Regions from separate parts of the Mus musculus genome. Here regions 1 and 3 are each linked to region 2. The links are chromatin loops, found by intact Hi-C in ENCODE. Cell type or tissue: gastrocnemius. All regions are shown on one strand. Region 1 overlaps Ntng2 (netrin G2). Region 2 overlaps Med27 (mediator complex subunit 27). Region 3 overlaps Ntng2 (netrin G2).

Region 1 (8,000 bases), 200 kb after region 2:
GGTTGAGATGTGGTGAGGGGGCACAAGAGGGGAGTGTAGCAGGCAGAGCTGGGTGGCAGAGGTCCCTGTAGCTAAAGGGAGCAGTGGTTTTAGTCTGAGGAAAGGTGAGGTGGGGCTGTGAGAAGGCCTGGCCTGGCCTGGCCTCCAATCTTAGTGACAAAGGCAAAGAAAGACTCAGAGAGCATGTGAGACCAAGCCCCATGGCAGCCATGACTGAGTCTGATGATGGAAGGTAGTCATGGAGTGGACCACCTCAGGACGGCTTCTGTGGGATGGAAAGAGTTAGTGGGAGTGAGCTGCGGAGGGCTTCTCACTCCTGGGTTTCTGACTTGAGGGGCCGTGTGGATAAGGATTTTAACTAGTCAAACAGGGACAGCTGAAGGAAGAAGTTCCTGAAGGGAATTTTAGAAACATATGTGTGCACATATCTGTGCGTCTGTGCATGTGTGTGCACATGTGTGGGAAGGAAACCTTCGATCTAGGGAAGGATCTTCCTGGGGAAGGCAAAACACAAAGGAGGTAGTTGCGGGTCCCAGAGAGAAGTGGCCCAAGGTGACTTCACTCTCTGAGAACCTGCAGGTTAGCTCATGTTGGTGCAGACTGTGCTGGGTTCAAGGGAAGCAGTCGCTGCAGCTGCAGGGACTGTCATCTGAGCACGGGAGGCTTTGTCTGGCTTCCTAATGGGTAACAAGATTTATCAGTGGGACTGCAGAGGTGATGTATATCAGGCACTTAATAGAAAAGGGCTTGCACAGAAGCCCAAATTTGATTTAGCCAATTAACTCAATTGCTGGCCATCCGCTCCAGGAGGAGCTGCAGCCCACATCTGTCCCCATTACCTTGGCATCACTCAGCCTTTCTGCTCACTGCAGGCCCCTCAGCCTGCAGTGTAACGTCCCCCTCCTCCACAGGCGCTCAAGTCTTGATTGACAGTGTTCTTTGGACCCAGTCTCAGGTCCCCCCAGCCCTGAGACTTGTGTCTCGCTGGTTTGCTTCAGCTCGCTGTGGTCATGGCCACAGATGTATTAATGCCCTACTGGCCGCTTGGGTCCTTCAGCTTCAATCCTGACTTTTCTCTTGCTTTAAGTCCAGATGGCCTGTCCCCAATATCACAGATCCCACCAAAGATGCAGACTTCCCACCCACCAGTGGCCCAAGGCCACAGATCATGGGTCTCATTAGCCTGGGTCCAAACTGGGACAGTGGTGGGAATTAACACAACCTTGAAGCCTACCCAGCCCTCCACCCAGCCACACCCCTCCCCCCTATAGACCTCATAAAAGAAGTGTCCTGATGGCCACTCTTCCTTCATCCCTCAGAGCGGTCACCTAGCCAGCCAGCGTAGAGTTGGAATCTGCCCTGTGATAACCAAAGGCCCATCAAAAATTTCTCCATCCGGGCAGTGGTGGCACAAGCCTTAAATCCCAGCACTTGGGAGGCAGAGGCAGGCGGATTTCTGAGTTCGCTATTCAGAGAAACCCTGTCTTGAAAAAAAAAAACAAAACAAAACAAAAAGAAAAAAGAAAAAAAAAGATTTTCCCCAAATAGAAGAGGAATGTTCCTCTCGGTGAGGGAGGAAGGCGCTGCCTGCTGCCTTAAAGCACTAGCTTTGCTTCCAACTTTGTTATCCTCAGGGTTAGAACCCGTAACTGTGGCCTTGCCTGACCTCCTGTGTGACAACATGTGGCCATTTGGGGAGAGAACTAGTTTTGGGGACCACTTATGCAGAACCCTTTCTGCAGTGAGTTGCTTCAGAAGACAGGATGAGCACTCCCCTGCTTCCCACACAGACACCCCACCCTGCTTCCCACACAGGCACCCCATTTGGGAGATGTATGATCCCCTTGGGGCTCAGTCTTTGTGGGGAGCCAGACCTGGGTCTCCATTCTGCCTATCTCCAGCACCCCTTGTTCCGTGCTCACCCAAACTCCCTGCAGCCTCCTCTTTGCCCCAAGGAGCAGGTGACATCACTCACTGGCTTGGGAGCTGACCTACATTTTGCAGCCCTCCCGTCTGGGAGTCGCTCCAACACCCGCTTCTCTTGCCCAGAGGAGAGAAGGGCCGGCTCACGATTTTTGTGACATACTGGTGCCAGGCTGGGGCCCAGATGGTGCCCCTACTGGTAACTCCTGGGCATCGCCTGCCCCTCCCTGCTGGGCAGGGCACGCTCAGGCCTGGCACAGGCCAGAGCCCCCGTGGTCCTCCATGTGGCTGTCAGACACCCAGCTGGGCCTGCCACGTGTCCTGAGAGCTAGGCTTGTCTGGTGTGTGCCTTCCCTGGGAGGTGAACCTGGCCCTGTCTTGGAAATGTTATGTTCTCCAGGGGCTGACTCGGGACCTGTCAGCTCCAGAGAAAAGACGAGGAAGGCAAGAGCACAGACACCCTGCAGTCTATGGGAGTCATCAGGGCTAGGTCTAGCAGGTGAGTGGGTGCACCCTACAGGAAGCTGAGGGGGCGGGGGGCACAGGTCAGAGCAGAGGGCATGTCTTGGCCACATGGTAAGCAAGGGTGGCAGGTGAAAAACAGAACATCTCAGGTCCGAGCTTTAGAGGAACAGAAATAGTGCTTAGTCTCTGGCGCGCAAATATGTGGACAGAAAGCATTCATTATTTATGTAAAATTCAAATACAACCTGGAATTCTGCATTTTTGTTGTTTTTAACACAGAATCCTCCTGTGTTGCCGAGGCTGGCTTCAAACCTTTGACTGAAGCCATCCTCTTAGATAGCAAGGAGACCAGGCATGCCTCATAGCTCGCAGCCAGCAACCAGCGTCTTCATTCCCTGTGTGTTCTTCCCAGAGGCTCGGGGCTCCATATAGAAGTGATTTCAAGAGATTAGAAGCTATGTCCTCCACCCTATAGGGGACCCTAGAGGCCTCAAGCCAGTCACATCTGCTTTGATGTCTGGCTGGCCACTGAGATATGGGGCTGTCCCTTGGGGCCACCGGGAAAGGCTGGAAAGTACAGCTTTCTCACCCCACTGGCCTTTGTGCTTGTTGGCTGTCAACCATAGCAAATGTTACTTTCCTGAGCCCAGCTATCTCCATAGACCTGCCTATTTTCTCCCATAGTAAGATCCTGCTGCTAGGTCCACAGACCACTGGCTACCCAGACACTGGCCACCATGTTCGCACAGCATTGGGACCTCTCCTCCCTCTCCGCTCCTACCCTCCTCCCTCTCCTGAGTAGCCAGGCAGTATGTTAGGCACTTAGGAAAATTTAATGACAAGACTGAAAATCCAAGGTCTGATCCAACCACTCCTTTCATAACTGAGACCCAGAGAAATAACTCTTCAAGGTCACACAGCAAATCAACCCCAAGGTCTGGACCAGAAGATAGTTGCTGCATCAGCATCGAGAGAGCGGCCCTCCTCCCCCTAACCCCTGTCATCCTAGTGGTGAGGACAGGTATGGCTGGCCCACCCCCACTGTCCCTTTCCTCATGATTAAATAATTTATTCTGATGGCTGAGCCTAGAAGAAGTTAGTAGAAGGGAAGGCAGCCTGGACCAAAGTTTTCTGGTGAACTGGTTTTCAAGGTCAGAATCGGTGAAGAGACCCTTGGGAGAAAAGATTCCTCCATAAAGGAGAACCATGTGAGCCAAGAGTGTAGCTGGGGACCTGGGCCACCCGCAGGGTCTGGACAAGAGCCCTGCCTGGAGGTCATGCTCAGAGAGGCCAGGCCTCACAACTCTTCCACAGCCCTCTGCTGCCCCCCAGAGACCTGAGTGCTGGCCTTGACCTATGGAGTCCCTGCCTTCTCACACAGGAGTGGGGCCTTGTGGGTATTCTCCGGATTTGGTTAATAATGCAGGTGCTGGTGGGTAGCAAGGCTTCGAGTTACTCACGTGCTTGCTTATTTATTTTCCTTACGTCATCTCCCAAGGGTCTCCTAGATTAGAAAAGGAAAATCACAGGACAAAGGCCTGAGCTGGGGGAAGAATGTGTCTGTGTCTGTGTCTGTGTCTGTGTCTGTGTCTGTGTCTGTGTCTGTGTCTGTGTCTGTGTCTGTGTCTGTGTCTGTGTCTGACTGTGACTGTGTCTGTGTCTGTGTCTGTGACTGTGTCTGTGTCTGTGCCTGTGCCTGTGCCTGTGCCTGTGTCTGTGTCTGTGTCTGTGTCTGTGTCTGTGTCTGTGTCTGTGCCTGTGTCTGTGTCTGTGTCTGTGTCTGTGTCTGTGTCTGTGTCTGTGACTGGGATGGGGTGGGGCAGATGCACTTCTGGGAGCTTGTGTCTGTCTGAGAGCCAATTAGACCTCGGGCCACAGCCCAGATGTCTGGTCTCCCTGATAACCCAGACATAAAGGGAATCTGTGTTCCCATCATACAGATGCTCAAACGGAAACCCAGACGGACTGATAACGTATGCACCTGGGCTGAGCAGAAGCCCTGCCCACTGCTGTGCGTCCCCCCCATGTCTACCTTGACTCTAAGGCATTGGGAGATCAGCCATGGAGAGCAGCTGCGGGTCTAGCTGATGTTTGGACTCCAGCCTGGTACCATGTACCACTGTGGGAGGGCTCTCAGAACTTCTTTCCAGGCCTCAGTTTCCCCATCTGCATATTTGGGTGGAAATAGGTTGCAAGAGCTTATAGGGTGGTTCTCACACAAAGTGGGAGCTTCAGGGCCAGCTGTCTTTGAAGGCTGGAGAGAAGGAGGCTCTGATGGAGCAGACGTTGCCAGCGAGCCTATTCTGGGGTCGCCGTCACTCCCCTGACCCACCCACATGCACTCTGTCCATTCACTGGCCTAAGCTCTGCTGGATGGAGTTCACCTACCGGAAATGCATGCACCCATTTAAAGTGGGCTTCAGTGCCCCTAACAACTCATAGAGGTCTAGAGAAAAACAGGTTTGGGGGCTGGAGAGATGGCTCAGTGGTTAAGAGCACTGACTGCTCTTCCAGAGGTCCTGAATTCAATTCCCAGCAACCACATGGTGGCTCACAACCATCTGTAATGGGATCCAATGCCCTCTTCTGGTGTGTCTGAAGACAGTTACAGTGTATTCATATAAAATAAATAAATCTAGGGGAAAAAAAGTAGAAAATCCATAGCCGGCTGGTGAGGTGGCACCTGCCATGCCTAACAATGAGACTTCCATCCCTGGGTTGCACATGGCTAAAGGAGAAAACTGACTTTTGAAAGCTGTTCTCTGGCCTCCACACATGCTCCGTGACCTCCACATATATGCCGTAGCATTTGCACACACAAAATAAATAAATGTAATGTTAAAGTTTTCAACCTCAGCTACATAGGGAGTTTGAGGCTAGCCTGGGTTATATGAGACCATCAAAAAGAACACTCAGTCAGGCAGTGGTGGCACACGCCTTTGATCCCAGGACTCAGGAGGCAGAGGCAGGCTGATCTCTGAGTTGGAACAATTACAGGACAGAGAAACTCTGGAAAAAAACAAAAAAGAAAAAAGAAACAACTCCCCCCATAAGGTCTCTCTACATAGACCGGCTGGACTGAAACTCACTATGTAACTATGTAGCCCAGGCTGACCTAGAACACAGTGTGTGCCAGCACACCTGAAAATTTTAGGACATTGTACTGGCTGGTTTTGTGTGTCAACTTGACACAGGCTGGAGTTATCACAGAGTAAGGAGCTTCAGTTGGGGAAGTACCTCCATGAGATCCAACTGTAAGGCATTTTCTCAACTAGTGATCAAGGGGGAAAGGCCCCTTGTGGGTGGTGCCATCTCTGGGCTGGTAGTCTTGGGTTCTATAAGACAGCAGGCTGAGCAAGCCAGGGGAAGCAAGCCAGTAAGTAACATCCCTCCATGGCCTCTGCATCAGCTCCTGCTTTCTGACCTGCTTGAGTTCCATTCCTGACTTTCTTGGTGATGAGCAGCAATCTGGAAATGTAAGCTGAATAAACCCTTTCCTCCCCAACTTGCTTCTTGGTTTGTGCAGGAATAGAAACCCTTACTAAGACAGACATCTTCACCACCTAGGAGGAAATACTGCTGCCCCATAGTCCCCTCTCTCCCCATCAGCCCAGTCAACTGCCGCTAGTTTGCTTTCTGTCTGAGCAGGCTGGCCTCTAAGGACAGTTAGTGGCAAGTAACTTATACATTGTATCTGACTTACTTTGCTTAGCATCTTGTTTTCAAGGTTCATCCATGAGCATATGAGCCAGCATTCCCTTCCTTTTATGACAGAATAATACTCTATTCTCTGTATATGCTGCCTATTTACATTAAGTACCTGTAAATAGGTATGGGTGGTCCCCAGCTTTGGGGTACAATAATGCAAGAGTAGGCTCAATTTCTCTTACATGTGTATCCTAGAGCTAGGAGGGCTATGTTTAACCTTCAAACTCATGCATTATCTCCCTGAACTGCCTCATGTACCCAACCATAGGAAACAACTCTGAATGTAGTGTTTTGGGGAATGTGGTTGAGAGTCATAGCTGCCAGGTGCCTCAGTGAAAAAGTAACATTGTTGTTCAACTTGCCACCTCTGCCTCAAAGTGTTAGCTTTGGGAAAGGGTCAAGAGCCTTGAAGCAGGGGCCAGACAGAGGAAACAGTAGGGCAAAGGCCCAGAGGATAGCAAGGTCAGAACTTAGGCTAGACACAGGTAGAGAGAGATGTCTTAGCTAGGGTTTTACTGCTGTGAACAGACACCATGATCAAGGCAACTCTCATAAGGACAACATTTAATTGGGGCTGGCTTACAGGTTCAGAGGTTTAGTCCATTATCATCAAGGCAGAAGCATGGCAGCATCCGGACAGGCATGGTGCAGGAGGAGCTGAGTGTTCTACATCTTCATCTGAAGACTAGAAGACTGGCTCCCATGTAGTTAGGACAAGGGTCTTAAAGCCCACACCCACCATGACACACTTTCTCCAACAAGGCCACACCTCCTAATAGTGCCACTCCCTGGGCCAAACATACATAAACCACCACAGAGAGTGAAGGAGGAGATGAGCCAGTGAAGTTCCTCCACTGTACCCCAACACAGAGATGCAATGTCATCCAGAAGTACTTGCAAAATCAAGAGAATATGGAGCCTCTGCCATTAGCTTGGATGATATGGACCACTAGTAGATGGATAGCCGCCTTACATCAGCCAAGGCGCTCCAGGTCTTCATGGCACTGATAAGATCAAGATGCCTTCTGTGTTCTGGCAGAAATAGGGAAGGGTTGGGGCTGCCAGGGTGGGACCTGAGCAGAGCCAAGGTCAGGGAGGGACTTGCCCTCCTGTGCCACCCAGGCCACTGGGTTCTAACAGCCAGCCTTCCTGTTAGCATGGACACAATCTGCTTCTCAGATCCAGCTGATCTTTTATGCATTTTTAATAAGCCAAGGTCAACATTATCACCCAAAGTTGATGGCAATCTTTTCTCTACGTAGCTGATGTCTAAAAATAGCCCCTCCTCAGGCCAGAGGTGTGGAATATACGCCTGGCTCTCTACAACTGGGTGTTCCTCTCCAGCTAGCTCAGCAGGGTGTTAAATAAAAATTCACAAGAATAAAAAGAAAAAAAAAAAAGAAAGCTTTGGAGGTCAGATACACTTTGCAAACAAATTTCTGTCAAAGTCAAACAGATTTCTTTCCTGGAGGACTTGTACAAGACTTTGGTATGCTGGTGTGCACTGTGAGTTGGGTTGTTTGGGGTGTTAGAACATGTTTGGCCAAAGAGGCTCAGACATGAGACCCTCCTTTATATGGATTTCCTAGGGTCCAGTGTCCCCAAGAAGAACCTACAATGCCAGCTAGTGCCTGTCATCCACTTCTGTGCCTTTGGAGGGGTGAGCTGGCTTCTTTGTGACACCCCCCCTCCCGTAGCTCAGAGCTGCAATGAGGGCCAGCTGCAGGACAGTGTGTATGATGACATCTATCTTGTGTCTTTTCTGCTGCTGGGACAGCACACTGACAAGAACAACTTATGGAAGAGACGTTTGATTCTGATCCACGGGTCAAGAGGACAGTGCACGATGGCAGGGAAGTCGAGGCAGCTGGTCACGTGACATTCAGTCAGGAAGCAGAGAGAAA
Region 2 (8,000 bases):
AAACATCATTTTAAACTGATTCTGCAGGCTGCCACATCCCACTCAGGGTTTAACAGCTACATTCTTTATTACTGTTTCCTAGTCTGGGCGACTACTTTGTGATTCAGTATCTACAGAAGACTGAGGTTCTCAGTTCTGTCTGTGTTACACGTAGTCAGAGACAAATACAGGACGGGACAGGGAAGCTTGTCCCTGAGGGCTGCAGGTGCCCACGCTCACCAGAGCTGGGCATTAACAGCAACAAGTTTCTGTGAGGTCAATGGGGCAGGATGTGACAAAGTTGTCACCATAGCTTGGTGGTCTCCCATGCCACCTGTCACTTTCCTTGGGCACTCCCCTAGAGTCCCAACATTTTATTTTAAAGGTTTCAGATACAGATCCCACATCATCCACGGCTCTGCTGTCTGCTGCTTTAGGTTCCAGCCGTCAACCACAGTCTGAAACATCTTCAGATAAACAATGTGGCATCCCAGAACTTACATTCCAAGAACATTACTCGACTCAGGCCTGCAGCTAGACTTGCCAAAGAGAAGCTGGAAAGGACTCTTGGAAGTGAAAAAGCAGTTTCCAACTTGATTTAAAAAAAATTAAAACACGCTGAGGTTCCTAAGATCTGTGGCAACAAGAGTCTTCTGTCTGTGAAACTGGGAAGAAAGCACACTACTCTCCCACTGTGGACACCGTGGATTAGGCCACACCACATACGGGTTCATATGGAAAAATGCACTTGGACTCATGAAATTCAGTACTCAATTTCCATTATCTGTGAACACGTTCTACAGATAAGGGCATGAGTGTGCCTATAAACACAGGCAAGAGTACAGAGAGCCTGACTGCCCAGCAGCACCAAACATAACAAGACGGTCTCATGACCCCACTCCAATAGCAGTGGTATACTGCCCACATGCTTGGCAACAGGATGCTGGCGTATTTAAAGTCGGTGTGGCCCATCCATCACTCTGCCTGAGGCCTGTGAGCACCTCAAGCTGTGTGTGCCTTGAGAGGAATGCTTCCTCCCTCCCTCTGTTTACAAGTTCTCTCTGTGCCATGATGTTCCTGGCCTGGCCGTCCACACACCTCACCTGCTCCGAGTGGAAAGGACACAGGAGTACACAGAGAGTGGATCAAAGGTCCCAACAGAGGCCAGATGGGAAGGGGGCTGGGAACATCAGGCATCCTTCGACAGGCGGTCCTCTGAGTTCGCGGAACCAGAACCCCTCTGGCTGAAACAAGGAGCAGAGTTCTGCCATATGTCTCCAGTACTACAGTCCCGACAAGCTACAGATTTTGGTCTGTGGCTATTATCTGAATGGAACACAGATCTCTCAAGTGAAGAGAAGCAGTTTTTACAACATATATGCTAATGAATTGCAACGATATAGAGCATTTAAAACAAAATGTCCCTATATTTATTCTCCATGGACAGATTTTTGCATTAATATTTATGAGGGGTTCCTCGTTTATTTCTCCCAGAGACTTCTCTCCTGCCCAAAGAAAGGGGATAAAAGATAAGTAACATGAACCAATTATCTTTTAAACAGCTACAAAGGACTAGCTTATTCATCTGCAACCTGCCACTTGATTATCTTCCTAATATACCACTTTCCACATACTGGGCCTTGCTCGCCAGCCCCAAGGGCCTGCTCTTCCATAGTGTGCTAAGGCTGGCTTTTGGGCCCAGTCCTCTGTGAAAGGCTCCAAGCCCAAGCCCTGTACCGCACCCTTCTCCTACAATCCTCTTCTGTCTGTCTAAATGGTCCTTGGTTCCTGACCACTTAAACACTCAGTACTTATGGCTACAGTTCACCATGAGTCCTGGGCACTGTGATCACATCTAAAATTTCTTGTAAGCATTCTTGGGAAGCGAGCAGATGACTCAGTAGTTAAAGTAGCTGCCACACAAGCATGAGGACTTGAGCTCGATCCCCAGCACCTATGGTGCTTCATATTTATAATCACATCACTGGGGAGAAAGACACAGAAGGATGCCAAGATCTAACTGGCCAGACACCCTAAGAGTATAAAGAGCATCTCAGTACCAGAAACGGACCCTGACTCCACTAACAAGGTGGATGTTAGGTGGACACCAGAGGCTGAACTCTGCTCTCCACAAGCAAGCAAGCAAGCAAGCAAGCAGAGACAGTGAGAGACACAAAGGCACAGAGAAAGGTGTTCTCAACCTTGTAAGCCAGGAAAGCTACACACCAGTGCTTAAGATACTGTGGAGAAACTGGGTGACTGGGAGAGTATGTAGGGTGCCATGGAGAAGCCTGGGCTTAAAGCCTGACTGGATGAGGAGTGTGAGAACACTCTTTTCTGCACAGGAACCACCTCACACCTTCCTCTACCTCAGAGACTCAGAGTCTCTTTTCTCCTCTACCTGCCAATAACACAAGGACATAAGCCCAACAACAATCACGGGCTTGTCTCCCCTCAAACAGAGACTCTAAAGAGCAGAGGAGATAGAGTCAGAAGGTGGTCAATCCCACACCCTTGGCCTCAAAATGCTTTCCAAGTCTATTTCAATAGCACTAGGAAATTAGCAGGTGCAAAGCAGTGGCAGAGATGAAGTGAAATAATGTCTGGCTGTTACAGCCCAGGGAGCAAGGCCGGGTGGAGAAAGGCTCTGGGCCACCCTAGACACTGGGAGGCTGAGTGTTGACTGGCTTCAAAAGCTCTGGAGACCAGATGCCAGCTATGCACCACTTTCCTTCCTGTCCCTGGGTTGAGGTGGCCCATCAGCCACAGTTATAAACACAGCTGGCTATGGCAGAGTTCCTATCAATATCTTTGCTTTGGCATGCAAACTGGCTAAAAGAAATAAACTGAGAATTACTATGTCTACAAGAAAGGGTAGCAGGGGGTTGCAGGGTTTGAGATTCCTAGAAAGGCAACCAACCCTGGCTATCTCAACACACTCTCCACACTCAGGAGAGCAAACAGATGGGCATACAGTGGGTTCTTCTTACGTGGGTGCTGGAGCTCTGAATGCTGTTGCTCATGCTTGTGCAGTGGCCCTTTGCCCTCTGGGCGTCTCCCCAGACCATGAAGCTGTTTCATGTTTCTAGCCAGTCTTGGAGGAGAAGGGCAGAAGTCCTGAGTCAGAAGCTCAGACGTAACGGGTGTTAATAACTGAGCCTCAGCAGCAACAGTTATTGGAAACTGATCTCCTCCTTATTAATATGGTCCCGCAATGGAGAGAAAAGATCTCTCCATGTTCTTAGAATGCAAACAATGTTTTAATCTTTAATTATATTCTCAATTTCAGCTCTTCTGGAGAACTGCAGCCACCTAGGCCTAGGATTAGTACTTTATTACACAGCCTCTCTGTGGTATTTAATGAATATTGTTACTTAATGCTCACCAATGGGGGAAAGGAGGGCTTAGCGAATCTCCACCTAAGTTTTGACGACTTTCCCCCAAACTCGGCAAACTTTCATCTGCATGCTTCCCTCCTCTGTGGGACATCAGCACAAGCCACAAGCTTGCTCAGCCCCAGCCCCAGCCCCAGCCCCAGCCCAGGCGGAAGCTGTTGTGAGCTGTGAAAAGCCTCTGACAGAGGGGCAGCCAGAGGCTACTGGCTGTGCGTTTGCTCAGGTCAACTGAACTCAGCTCCAATGAAAGAGAGGCAGGGTCCTATTCAAGCCTCTGTCACCATCAAGGCCAATGAATTTAATATAAATTAATCAACACATAACCACATTCTGCCCTCAAAATAGTCTCAGGAGTGAAAAAGTCTGAGACACCACTATCCCCACAGGATGTAACCTCGTGGTCACCATGGACATGATTTTATAGCAGTGCTGCAAAATATGGACTTCACAGCTGCTGATGGGGACAAAGATGGAAAACAAAACAAATCCTCCATCTTAAAAAGGTCTTAAAATCAACAGACAAGGGGGTGGGGCAAGAGCCGGAGAGCCACAGGACCTCCAGTGACTGATGGAAGTAGCTCTCCCCCATCCCCTATTCCCACCCAGGGCACACAATAGCACTGCTTTGCTCCCTGGTGTTTCTACACTAAACAAAGGCAGTGTGAGCCTTCAGAAAACAACACAACTATGTGGAACCACGAGAGGGTGATCTCGGGAGCCAGGCACACATAGTGGTAGCAGGAGACTCACCTCCTTTGACTCAAGTCCCAGAGCAAAATCAGTAGCACAGAGAAGGCGGGCCACTGTGTTTAAGTACACGTGAGTGTGGTGCCATTCTCTCCCTGCCCTGAGTTGATGGCACTTCTTTCCAGCAACTGCATCGCACATGTTTACCACAGTGATGCTATTACTCAAATACACGTGGTGTGAAGATAGCGCCTTGAAGGTCTCAGACCATGCTGATACACACAATGAGAGTGAATCTCAAAAACTCCACATTGAGTTAATGGGAGACAGATACCACAGTCTGCAATCTACTGTGTGCCGTTCTAGAGACGGCAACTGGAGGAAACAGCAGAGACCACACACGGGTGCAGAGAAAAGAGGAAACAAGACATGAACTCTGGGAGCTTAGCTGCAAAGCAGAGCTGGGTGGGAGCTGGCAGGGAAAGGTGGTTCAGAGACAGGGTTCCTATGGGAGATGGTTTTGAACCAGTATGCTGCTTACTAAGAGGAACAAGTCAAGGGAAAGAAAGCCGACATACAGAAAAGGAAGACCAATGGGGAACTAGTGCAGGGTGGGCAACCAGCAGAGAACGGCTTGTTCCTCTCAAGGAAGACCCTAAAGGAGTGGTGCTCTGATTCCACACGCAGGATCTTTTCAAACAAGAAAATGTGGTGAAAAGATGCTGCTAGCCCTGCCTGCATGGTATAGTGGTAGTATTTTCAAAAAGAACCTTTCAGAGAAACTAGTTTCCCCTCAAAACTAAATGAGGCTGAGGCATGCTGGATTGGAGCAGAAAGAGCTCTTTCATCTCTGGCCATTGAAAGCCAGCTTATCATTAGCTGTTGAGGCCACAGTTCTGTGTACCCTTCAGCCTGACCACACAAATCCAAACTAGCATCCCATGTTAATAGAGAAACATACCCAAACCTGCTATTGGGAGAGAGCACAACATAGCTACACCTGATGGATACTAAATACAGGTCTCTCCAAACATGACTCACAGACCAACCAAGTAAGACAGAAGCCAACCTCAATCCAATGGGTGTGTGTGTGTGTGTGTGTGTGTGTGTGTGTGTGTGTGTGTGTGTGTGTTTGTTTGTTTGCTCACGGATGCTGCTGTGTGTCAGGACCACATAGAGAAAGCAGAAGATGGTGTCCTTGAATGCATTGTGCACCTTTTTTCAAAGGTCCAGCCATGTCTCCATAGCAACAGGGTGCCTGCCTCTTTTGATGGAACAGCACCCCTTCTGCCAGCAACATCACTGAGCAGGAGCACTTAGGACAGCTGGAGGGAGGATGCTCAGCAGCACACTGTGAACATATTCCATTTTTACCTCTTTACAAGCTTCTTCAGACGTAGGTAGGAAGGAATGGGGAGTTGGGGGACGCAGGGGATGAGTCTTTAATCCCAGCACTCACTCATTCTATAGAACACAGGAACAACTAAGTCTGCAGGTGACTACTTTTCAAGCCAGTGCATCTGAAAAACACATTCTACAACTGTCCCACATTCCTGTTCATGGTTGCTGCACAGCTCAGCAGGGCTAGTAGTATAGAGGGTGCAAGAGGGAGCATCCCTGGGAAGCCCCTGGCTGCTTTTTTCACTGGCTAAAGCTCACCTAGCCTTAGAAACCTAGAAGTCTGGTCAAGCTGGCAGGAGGGAAACCTGGTGAAACTCCATGGGGTCTGTAAGTGGATCTTTTTCAGCACCTGACATGGACTCTCTTGCTCAAGGACATGTCTACAAATACCTACCCTCTCCTTAAAAAGCTCCAAGAAAAATCAAAGTCTAGTTCCACAGAAGTTCAGGCTGAGCTTAACAGGCTTCAGAGCCTAGGTGTCTCTAAAGCAGTCATACCACAGGATAGGCTCATCCCGGTCCAGACGCTGACTGACTTCCCTAACACCGCATCAAGGGACCCCTTTCTCAGTTAACTTCATACTGTTCACTCTAGCACCTCCTCATACCATGCAGGCAAGTGCAGTTAGGGCAGAATTACATGCCAGTGGCCAGGAGGTATAGAAGAGAGCCTGCAGGAGCGCAGGTGAGAGGTCAGCAACCCCACCCCCTTCTTCTATGAGGGAACGTCAACAGTCGAAAGCCTGGTCTTGAGAGTGTCTTGCAGCAGGACGATGAAGGTGTTGGCTACTATGCTGGGAGGACAGCACTCCATAATAGCACCCTGGCAAGAACATGGGTCTTGTCTAACACAGGACTTGGCACACACTCATGATACCCTGTGACTCCTTTGTTCCCCTGTCTCTAGTCTTCTGAAAGCAGAAGTGCACCTCAGTCCTCTCTGAGACTATCGGATCTTATGGAGCTTGCTCTTAGCCACCCTTCCCTGCAGCCCACCTTTTCCTTGCCACTTTCTCTTTCATAAAGGGCAGTCTGTGCCCTCTTGTTGAATGCCATTAGCACCCGGTGATTCATCTCTAATGAACAGAATAGTGGACAACAGACAGTCTTGAAGCTAAGTCAGAAAAAAAAAAAAAAAAACAACCTCCTCTTGGCTCATTCCTAGTTGGCTGCATTTGGAGAAGCCAGTGCCATACCTGAGGACACTCAAGAAGCCTGTGATGTGGGAATACAACCTCCTGTCACCAGCCAACAGTGGCTGGCTTGCTGCTGAACTCTCAAAATGTTCAAATGAGATACCAACCAGAGCCATATCCGAGAGCTCAGTTGGGGGTCACTGCATGGCTTTGGTGACCTGACCTGAGCCCTTAATAACTATGGCCCTAGCTAATGTCTCAATAGAACACACTAAGAGATTGAGTCAGACCTGCCCAGGCAAGCCACTCTTAGAACCCTAACCTAGGATGACAGGACAGAGAATGCCTCTTATTGCTAACATTATGATCAGGGGCAATTTATCTAAATTTGAGAGTGCTAGGTTAGGGGTAAGTGACAGTTAACTAATATAGCGACCTTGGTAAATATGGACACGTTATAGGGGCTCAGGAATGTTCTTATGGCAAAGTGAACCTATGGTGATCATGTGTTGTGATTAGGACTCTTGTGTAAAATGGTCCAACTATTATACTATTAACATGCGCATTTGAATACTTCAAAGACCACATCATGTTGCCTTCATAATACACTGGCATAGAAACGAGGACAAGATCTCGATTTGATCCCTTTTGGAAGGTTTTGCTTATAAAAATGATCTCCCCCCCACCCCTCTCTCTCTCTCGTGTGTGTGTGTGTGTGTGTGTGTGTGTGTGTGTATACACTAAAAAAAAAAATCCACCAAATCTTCCTTGGGATAGTGTGAGGCATTTGCTACCTTTTGTTTTTCTTTACATTTATATTACACATCTATTATTTGTGGGTTGGTGGTGGTGGTTGTTGTTGTTTAATTTTTAAAAAAACTGTAATTCCAGGAGGCCGTCATCTATGCTGTGTCCTATTCCTAGCCAACATTACACACAGTGAAGAGCTGTGTGCAAGTCTGGATATAGATCCTGCCTATGATGCAGAAGTTCTATGAAGGGATTCCAGGAGGCTGAGAGCCCTGAGCTCAAAGCTGTGAAAGAGGAGCAGTCGATCTCTGCAGGAAATAGCTGCAGTGGACAGGAAATCGTTCCCGGTGTATTCTTGGGCTGCTGTAACAACTCCTCCCTTTGAAACCAAGTATTTTGAGTGATCTATTATAAATGCACAATGACAGTTGTGAACACTCCTCTCTCTCCTTCCCTTTGGCATCACAACAGTGTCTGTTGATTGCCTCGGTGCTTAAAATAGCTTCTAAGTGTCCTCATAATAGCATGTCACCTGTAAACAGGTTTCAAGCCAATGCAAATTAACAAATGGTGAACAGATGGACCAAGAACTGACTTTTGTCAGGAGAGAGTTAGCAACAAACACTTTTTGGCTTCGGTCTTATGGGACCATT
Region 3 (8,000 bases), 220 kb after region 2:
ATAGAAGAGATCGTGAGAAGAGACAGGCCCGGGCCAAATTCCTGCCTTACAGAAGGGACTACACGTGCAGATACACATAGACCTATACAGACTTGGCTGGCTGTTTGCCCTCCTGAAGGAGGATTTATGCATACAAGTGGTGTGGGATCCTGACATGGCCCTCTGGACTCACCTGGGAAAGTCTTCCCAGGCCTGGCCCATTACAGATGCTGGGAATCTAAAAAGATTCTTCCTGTCAAAGGGTATCAGCAAGATGGTGGCCGAGTAACTTCCTCCTGGAAGCCCACCCCTCCCCAACCTTTTCAAGGGAGATATGGCTGAGGCTCCTCATTCCTTGGGTAGCCCTGACCTTTCTTCTCTGTCATCCATTGTCCCTGCCCCATGGTGGGTGACATCTGAGGATAGAGACCCTTCCAGCAGTGGGGGAAGAGTTCAACCCTGCACTCTGTCCATCTGCTTCACAGGGTAGCCCCTCCAGGTCAACAGACAGCCTTGAGAAGGTCACCTTCCCAGGACCACGCCCCAGGGGAATTGCATAGGGAGCTAAACCAGGAGATGATGACTTTTAGGAAAACCTCTTCTGTCTGGGGCCCCTTTGAGGTGGAGGAATCTAGGCTTTGAGGCTTAGCAGCCTGGACCCCCAGCCCCCTTCAGAGACCTTTGGACTTTACTGAACCTGTGATGGGCAGAAGGGAGCAGAAATAAGCAGGAAGGGGTGGGGTGTTCCGCCTGCCACTGACCAGTGGTCCACTGGGCGGGAGACAGGCACTGGCTGTCAGGCACTGAGGAACTTTGAACCCGCGTGGGTGCTGCTTTTGTGTAAGTGGTGTGGGACAGACTGTGAGGTTGGAGGTTAAATAGGAGAAGGCAGGGAGGCCCAGTGAGCTGTCTCCAGAAGTCGGGTCTGACTCCAGGACTTTGCTAGTGAGCAGGAGGCAGCAATAGCAAACGTGCCATGACTGTCAGATCTGCGATTCTGAGCCCTGCACTGGATGGCTGAGCATTAAGGGGAGAAGGTGGCTTCAAGGTAACAGCCAGCAGCCTGCATCTTTGCACCTAGGGCATCCTTAGCACCTGTGTGGCCTGTGCCCAGGTCCCCAGGACACTCGGCAGACCTTTGGTCTGGATCCCAGTTGCATGCCGGTGTCTGGCTGGCTGGACAGTGCTGTCTTCCTAGTCTCACTGGGGGAGGGATTGGAGGCTTAGAAAGATGCTACTGCATCTATGGTATGCAAATTTATACCTCGATAAAGCCAGTTTTTAAGAAAGAGAGAGACAGAAGGGGGGAGAGGGAAAAACAGCTCCCACAGTCCAAGCAGGAACACAGGGCTGGCTCACTCCATCCACTCCTGCCCCCTCTGCCATCCTGGGATCCTGCCCTGAAGTCTCAGGTGCTTAGAGGTGTCCCACCTTTAAGACCTAGCTAGTATGGGTTCTTGACTCCAAAAGGTCCTCTGTGTAGTCTTGGCACATAACACAGGACACCTGAGCATGTCCTAGCAAAATGCACTCAGAAGCTTTCTCTTCCTGGACCCAGGGCTTTCCACCGGGTTCTCAGACCTCTTTAGCTACAGCCCAGCTGGGCCTCGAAACCCCAGCCCCAGATGCTATCAGGGAGGCAGTGCCATCCCGGAAGCCGAAGCCGGGCTAGAGAGTCTAATCCTTCCCAGCCTCCTCAAGGGAGTGGGGGGAGCCAAACTCAGAAGCAAGATGCCTTCGGGGTGGTTTTACCAGGGCTCTAATTAAGCCCTTGCCAATTCCAGTCCTGCGGCCTTATCTCTTCACTGAATACCATATTAATGTCAATTTGATGTCCAAAGGCTTCAGGCTCCCAGCTGGGAATCTCCCACCATTTTTTACCTGGTAGATTCTCTTTTTTCTTTCTCCATCAACCACCATGAATAATCCCTTTCCAGAAGGGAAGACATCAGTTTCCCCTGACCCCCACCCCCACAATCTTCTCGCGGTTCTGCCGTTTGAACTTGGCAAAGAGGTTGCTGCCTGTGTTCCGTGTTTTGTGTCCAGCTCTGGGAACTGAATGTTAGGGATGGGACATTTGGTGACTCATGATGAGGTGGAAGGGCAGTGGTCAGAAAAGAGGACACTCTGGGGAACCTTCTAGAACTTTTCTCAATGGCTCTATCATCCTGGCCAGGACATTGTCCCACAGTACAGCATTAGCCTGAGGTCACACACAGGACCTGTTTTAGCTGGCTCTTAAACTGGAACAGAAACCACACAAACAGGGAAGGGTTTTTAAAAGCAGTGCCCAGTGAAGGAAGAACTATCCAAAACCCATAGAGCCTCAGGTATGGGGGCCTCCTCTCATCAGGCTTCCAGCGTGTGCATAGCCTCTGCAGCTGCTATAGTATAGAGTATATAGAGTGAATTTGGACCCTGGTTTACAGCCAGTGTAGACACAGCCTGTAGCACTGCTTCTTATAGGAGCCTCTGAAAGGTAGGGGCATCATCCCTCAAATGACTTCATTTCTTCTCTTCTTCCTCCCAAGGTCAGACCAAGCCACCTACTATGGCCCCCCTTGGGGACAGCTCCTTCTGGCCCCAGGTGTCCTCCAGTGCAGAAGGTATGGGGGCAGGGCCTATGCCAGACCTGAGACCCCAGGAGCTCCATTTTAGACCCTCCCTTGTAGTAGGGGTAGCAGGCTTATATGGTGGGGGGCCCCAAGAACTGAAAGTCGTGGGGTGGCAGAACTTAGGGTCAAAGCAATGAGGTAAAAGGCCTGTAGCTACCCCTTTACCCTTACTCCCAACTCTACCCCTATTGGAAGCCAGTAGGTAACATCTGTAACGCTTCTCCTAGGGCTTCAGAGTGTAGAGAAGGACGTCCTTCGTAACAGGAACATCACTTCTCCCTCCTCACAATGTGGGGCACATGTAGGATACCTAGGCAGCTGATGGCACCCAGAGAGGGTCAGATGGACCAGAATAGGCGTAGCTATGAGTTATGATGGTGACAGAGAAAGTCTGAGGCAAAGACCCAGCAGCCTAACCAGTTAAGTGAAGGCATGAACCATGTAGAAGCCCCCCAGGACCAGGTCAAGAGAATTAATTATTCTCCTACTGTGGGGAAACACCCAGGACAGGGACTCATCGGTAGCCATAGATGGATGTGGGTTAAGTTGGGCTAGCTTGACTCCTCAGAGAGGAAGGTTGTCCTAAGCTGTCCCCCAGCTGACTTGTCCTAGGTTCTATTGCCCTTGCCCCACCCCATCCAACACCACAAGCTCCCCCCTCCAACCCCCCAACTCTCCCCCCTCCAACCCCCCAACTCTCCCCCCTCCGGAATGAATGAGCAGTGAGGCAGGCTTTGAGCGCCCTCTACTGGCAAATGGTTGCACAACTGAAGAGTCAGAAGTTCTTAGAGCATCCTAGAGGTTCCTTAATCAACACATCCTCTTTAGAGATGAATACATGCGTCATCTCCTGCCCTGGCCCCACTGAAGAGCCACAGAGTCCTAGAGGGAAGCACAGAGCCTTTTTTTCTATAATAACAGCATGCTTACCTCCAAGAATGGAGCAGGGCTCTGGTGGGATTCCAGGCAGGGAAGGGTAGTGCTGCTGCGTTCTTGGCTTGATGACACTTTAGAGGACAGCAAAGGACCCATCCTAGCCAGAGTAGAAGAATGTGCTCCAAAGGAAAGAAGATGCAGTCTTAAAAATATTTAACATGGCTGGGCATGGTGGTCAGCGCCTTTAATCCCAGCACTTGGGAGGCAGAGGCAGGCGGATTTCTGAGTTCGAGGCCAGCCTGATCTACAGAGTGAGTTCCAGGACAGCCAGGGCTACACAGAGAAACCCTGTCTCAAAAACAAAACAAAACAAAACAAAAACAAAAACAAAAACAAAAAACAAAAACAAAAACAAAAACAAAAAATATTTAATGTATTTATTTTATGTGTATGTTTTGCTTGCACGTATGTATGTGTATCACGTGTGTGCCTGGTGCCCATGGAGGTCAGAAGAATGCTAGAACTAGAGTTACAGATAGTTATGAACTAACACACAGATACTGGGAACTGAACCCATGTCCTCTCTAAGAACAACAAGCATTCTTAACCACTGAACAATCCATCTCTCCAACCCCAAGATGCAGTCTTTAATGCCAGGTTTAGCCTGGGGACTTGATGACCAGGAGAGATTAGGGGACGGGGGAAAGAGCAGAAGGGCCAAATATCTCTCCGTGTCAGCAAATGTCTTAGCAGCAGGTAGAGGGTGTTAGGAGATGAAGAAGGTACTTGGGTACTGCTCCAGAGGATATGTAGGTGTTCTCGAGGGACCAGCGGCAGTAGGTACCCACTGTCATGGCTACAGGGTGCTTTAGCCTGGGACTCTTAGAAGAACCACATCTTAAACCTGAGGGCCATGTAGTCTCTCCCTACCTCGAAAGTGAACAGGTAACATGGTTGCCTGGGGCCAGCCCAAGGCACTCGGGAGCTTTGGTCTAGCTTCTCCCTTGGTATGGATGGCTTCCTCCGTGGCTGGACCGTAGCAGGTGTAAGAACTCGTTTCTCATCTCTCTAAGCTGTAGCTATCTCTGTCGCTGTCCCTTCCCAAGCCAAGGACTCTACGCTTTTCGAGCTCAAGCCCAGATCTCCTCAGGTGATACCCATTGAAGAATTTCAAGGTAAGAAGGTGGCCTGAGTCAGGCTTCCCACCTCCTCTCCAGTTTGCCGGAGAAAGACGGTGCAGGACAGAACTAGCTTGTTGGTATCAACTCAGAAAACCCTCCCAGAATAGCTGGGTCAAGGTTAAGCTGAGTCTCTCCAGCCCCAAGGGAGCTAAAAGCTGGGATGAGTCAGAAGCCAACTCAGGCACAGTGGGCAGGCACATGGCAGGAGAAGCAGCTGCCACAAATAGCCTGTCCTGGCTCCCCTGGGAGGTGTGGCCCAGGGGCTTGTCTTGGTTGGAATGGAATCTGGGACACCTGGGTCACTCTTTGGGGGCGTTTGGAGGATGTTTCCCGGTGTCTCAGGAGGACCAAGGTAAAGTCGGGTCAGGTAGACCCATGGGTGTTTCTCCAGACTCTCGTGTGCCTTTGACCATACGGAGACCAGGTCAGCACCACCCTGATCATCACAAGAGAGGGAGCTGAGGTCCTCTAGGGATAGCTGCTCAGAAGGTGGCCAGCATTCATGTGTAATGGCATGGGGGTATTGAGTCCCTTAGAAGGGACACAATGATGGTCTATCCCGCTGAAGGAAAAGTGGCCCTTCAGATTGACCTCTGCTATTCCAGGTCCTTGACCTAGGCAGTCATGGGAGTTGATAGAGTCATTTGGAAGGTCAGCCTGAGAACCTGTGTTGAATATGTAGCTTGGTTGGTAAAGTGCGCTCGCACAGGAAGAAACTGCTCTGGAGTCTCAGCACAGCATCAACTGGGTGTGGACCTGCATGACTGTAATTCCAGGTCAGAAGACCAGAAGTTCAAGGTCATTCTTAGCTAATTATTGAGTCCAAGATCAGCCTGAACTACCCAAGACCTGGTCTTTTTATTACTACTATTAATCATTCCATTCATTTACATCTCAAATGATATCCCACTTCCCCGTTACTCCTCCACCAATCCCGAGACCCTGTCTTAAAACAAAACCAAAAACATTTGTGGGAGGGAGAGTAAAAAGTCCCACAATGGCTCAGAGGTGGCTTTCCTTGGTTTAAACTGAACAGTGAGATTCAAAAGCTGGGCTGAGACCAGAGGAAACCAGGAGATAGGTGCCCAGTGTCTTGCTGAAACTAGCAATTCAGTGCCAATCAAACTTGTGGGAGGTCCAAGCTAGTAAGAAGATTGGGTCCTGTAGGAATTTGCAGAGACAGTAGCCAGTTTCCCTCTTCCAAAGCAGCATGGGAAGAAGGTTCTGTCCCATGCCATCATATCCAGATCCCTGTATGACTCCATTCATCCATAGGCCCTCAAGGGAACTCTAGCCAGCCTGGAACCTTTGCATTCCCTCTGTAAATGCAGCCTGCAGCATGACCCTGCCCTCCTAGTCAGCCTCAGCATGCAGGCATCCTTCAGACAGCTCCTTGCCCTGAGACCTAGTCAGATGTTAGCATGCCCTTGCCTCACTGACTGTCTGCCCACAGGCCTCCTGGGGACTCAAAGCTGACAGGGCAAGCCTTAGCCACATGCTACAGAAGTGTCCTGGACCTGAGACCCCGTCCAGATCCCCCTCCCAAAGATGCTTCCTGCCACCTTCCCTGTATATTCCTGGGTATGCCTTTCTCTGTATCCCTGTTTTCCCCCAAATGCTCACTGACCACTGGCATTTCTCCCACTTGGCTGGTCCAGACTGCGAGTGCTACGGCCACTCCAACCGTTGCAGCTACATTGACTTCCTGAACGTGGTGACCTGCGTCAGCTGTAAACACAACACTCGAGGCCAACACTGTCAGCACTGCCGCCTGGGCTACTATCGCAATGGCTCCGCAGAGCTGGATGATGAGAACGTCTGCATTGGTAAGCACCAGGTGCAGGAGTGGGCTTCCAACCCTGCAGAATCAGCTGCGGAGGTGCAGACACCCCACGGGGAGGCCCTCTTCATCTGGGCATCTCTAAGGGGACAGAAGCCCTCTGATCCACTACTAGTGACCCCCAACTGTAGGCACTGGAAGCAGAGGTGCTAGTTACAGCCAAAGGCTTGCTGTGCGAAGCTGGCCCATCCCTTGTCCTCTCTGAGTGCATAGAAAACTGGGCAGTAGACTAGGTAAGCAGTTTCTATCTCTCCTCTGTTGTTGAAACTGTCCTTCAAAACTTCAGAGCCAGCAGTTGTAGGCACCCTCTTTCTTCAGTGTTATGGTCCAGCACTGACTTTTCTGTAGAGAAGACCCATGACATTCCTTGGACCTGGGCAGAGGACAGACCCTAAAAACCAAACCTATAGCCCCCAACTGATACCCAGTAGCATAGACGGGCAGTCAGAACTGCCCATCTTCCCACCTGTTTGCAGCAGGTGCCAGGTCTCAGGTCTGTGGGCTGCTAGATCTTAGCCATCGATCAGCAGAGCCACTGCCCATCCCCCGCCACCCCACCCCCACCTGATCAGTTGCAAAGCTAGAGCTGCTACTCTGGATCATGGCTGAGGCCTTCGGATATTCCATCAACTCTAAAGTGATCTAGCAGAATTGTGTTGCCAGTGTCAACAGGGCCAGCTGCAGGGAGAGGGCAGGGTCAATGGATCTGATTAGAGGTGGCCCCTTCTTTTCTGTCTGTTCCTCGGTCTCAGGCCAAGCACTGGGCTTCAAGGACTGGGGTCCAAGGACAGATGGACACACACACACACACACACACACACACACACACACGCACCAGAATCTCCTGATCAGACACCTGTCACCTGTCTTACTCATAGCTTGGTATTGGTAGCCCCCACTTCAGCTGTCCAGAAAGAGCAATGAGGCTGGCTCAGCCCTCACAGTGGAGCTAGAGTGTTGGATGCCAGGAGAGGAAAAACTATGCTGAGCCTTCTCTTGCCATGTAAATGCGCCAGTATTCCCCAGGACCCCCCCCAGCCTTGTGGGGAGCATCGCCAGGGAGAGCAAGAGACCCAGCTGAGAAGGATACAAAGGCGGGTTATAGAGGTTGGGCCTGAGGTAGGACCCATTTGTAGGTTCACAGGCCACTCTGGCTGCACGTGGCCTATGCTCTTGTTTCCCCTAGAATGTAACTGTAACCAGATCGGCTCTGTGCACGATCGATGCAATGAGACAGGCTTCTGCGAGTGCAGGGAGGGCGCAGTGGGGCCCAAGTGCGACGACTGCCTTCCTACACACTACTGGCGCCAAGGATGCTATCGTGAGTAGACCGGCCCCTGAAGACAGACCCTTTAGGCTGGGTGCGTGGTCCAGCATGGTGGGAGGGGCCTACGTGGGCCTGCTGTTAGCTGGGGGTGGGCTTTGAACACGTGGCTGCAGTGAGAAAGGTCTGATGCAACCAGGGTAGGGGTTCAAAGTGGCGGGGGCGGGGGTCGAGTGGGCATTGCC

The links. Hi-C counts contacts between places; a loop is a spot of excess contacts. Peaks named below come from ENCODE experiments on the same cell type or tissue, not always from the same donor. Only the 100,000 strongest peaks of a DNase experiment are listed, where the experiment ranks them.
Region 1: a loop joins it to region 2, with 6 times the contacts of the local background. A loop is called at or near these places in 2 of 42 quality-filtered maps.
Region 3: it touches region 2 in a loop (2.6-fold over the local background); 2 of 42 quality-filtered maps call a loop at or near these places.

Annotation. Positions count from the first base shown.
Region 1 is chr2:29,212,204-29,220,203 of GRCm38, reverse strand. All of the region lies in intron 2 of Ntng2 (netrin G2), which reads left to right. Among named protein-coding and RNA genes, the nearest start is that of Ntng2, 32 kb to the left of the region's middle. In gastrocnemius, CTCF peaks have their summits at 2,124 and 3,711 (motif pointing left); DNase peaks (open chromatin) are centred at 2,124, 2,901, 3,412 and 3,673; H3K4me3 peaks cover 2,273 bases; H3K27ac peaks cover 3,539 bases.
Region 2 is chr2:29,415,166-29,423,165 of GRCm38, reverse strand. The region is part of intron 3 of Med27 (mediator complex subunit 27); the gene reads right to left. Among named protein-coding and RNA genes, the nearest start is that of Mir133c, 56 kb to the left of the region's middle. In gastrocnemius, a CTCF peak has its summit at 3,029; no DNase peak of the experiment used is centred here; H3K4me3 peaks cover 220 bases; H3K27ac peaks cover 4,182 bases.
Region 3 is chr2:29,195,459-29,203,458 of GRCm38, reverse strand. Ntng2 (netrin G2) reads left to right here. Exons shown (of 7, transcript NM_133500.2): 5 at 6,310-6,477; 6 at 7,678-7,812. Among named protein-coding and RNA genes, the nearest start is that of Ntng2, 49 kb to the left of the region's middle. In gastrocnemius, CTCF peaks have their summits at 3,168 and 3,371 (motif pointing left); a DNase peak (open chromatin) is centred at 3,334; H3K4me3 peaks cover 738 bases; H3K27ac peaks cover 2,141 bases.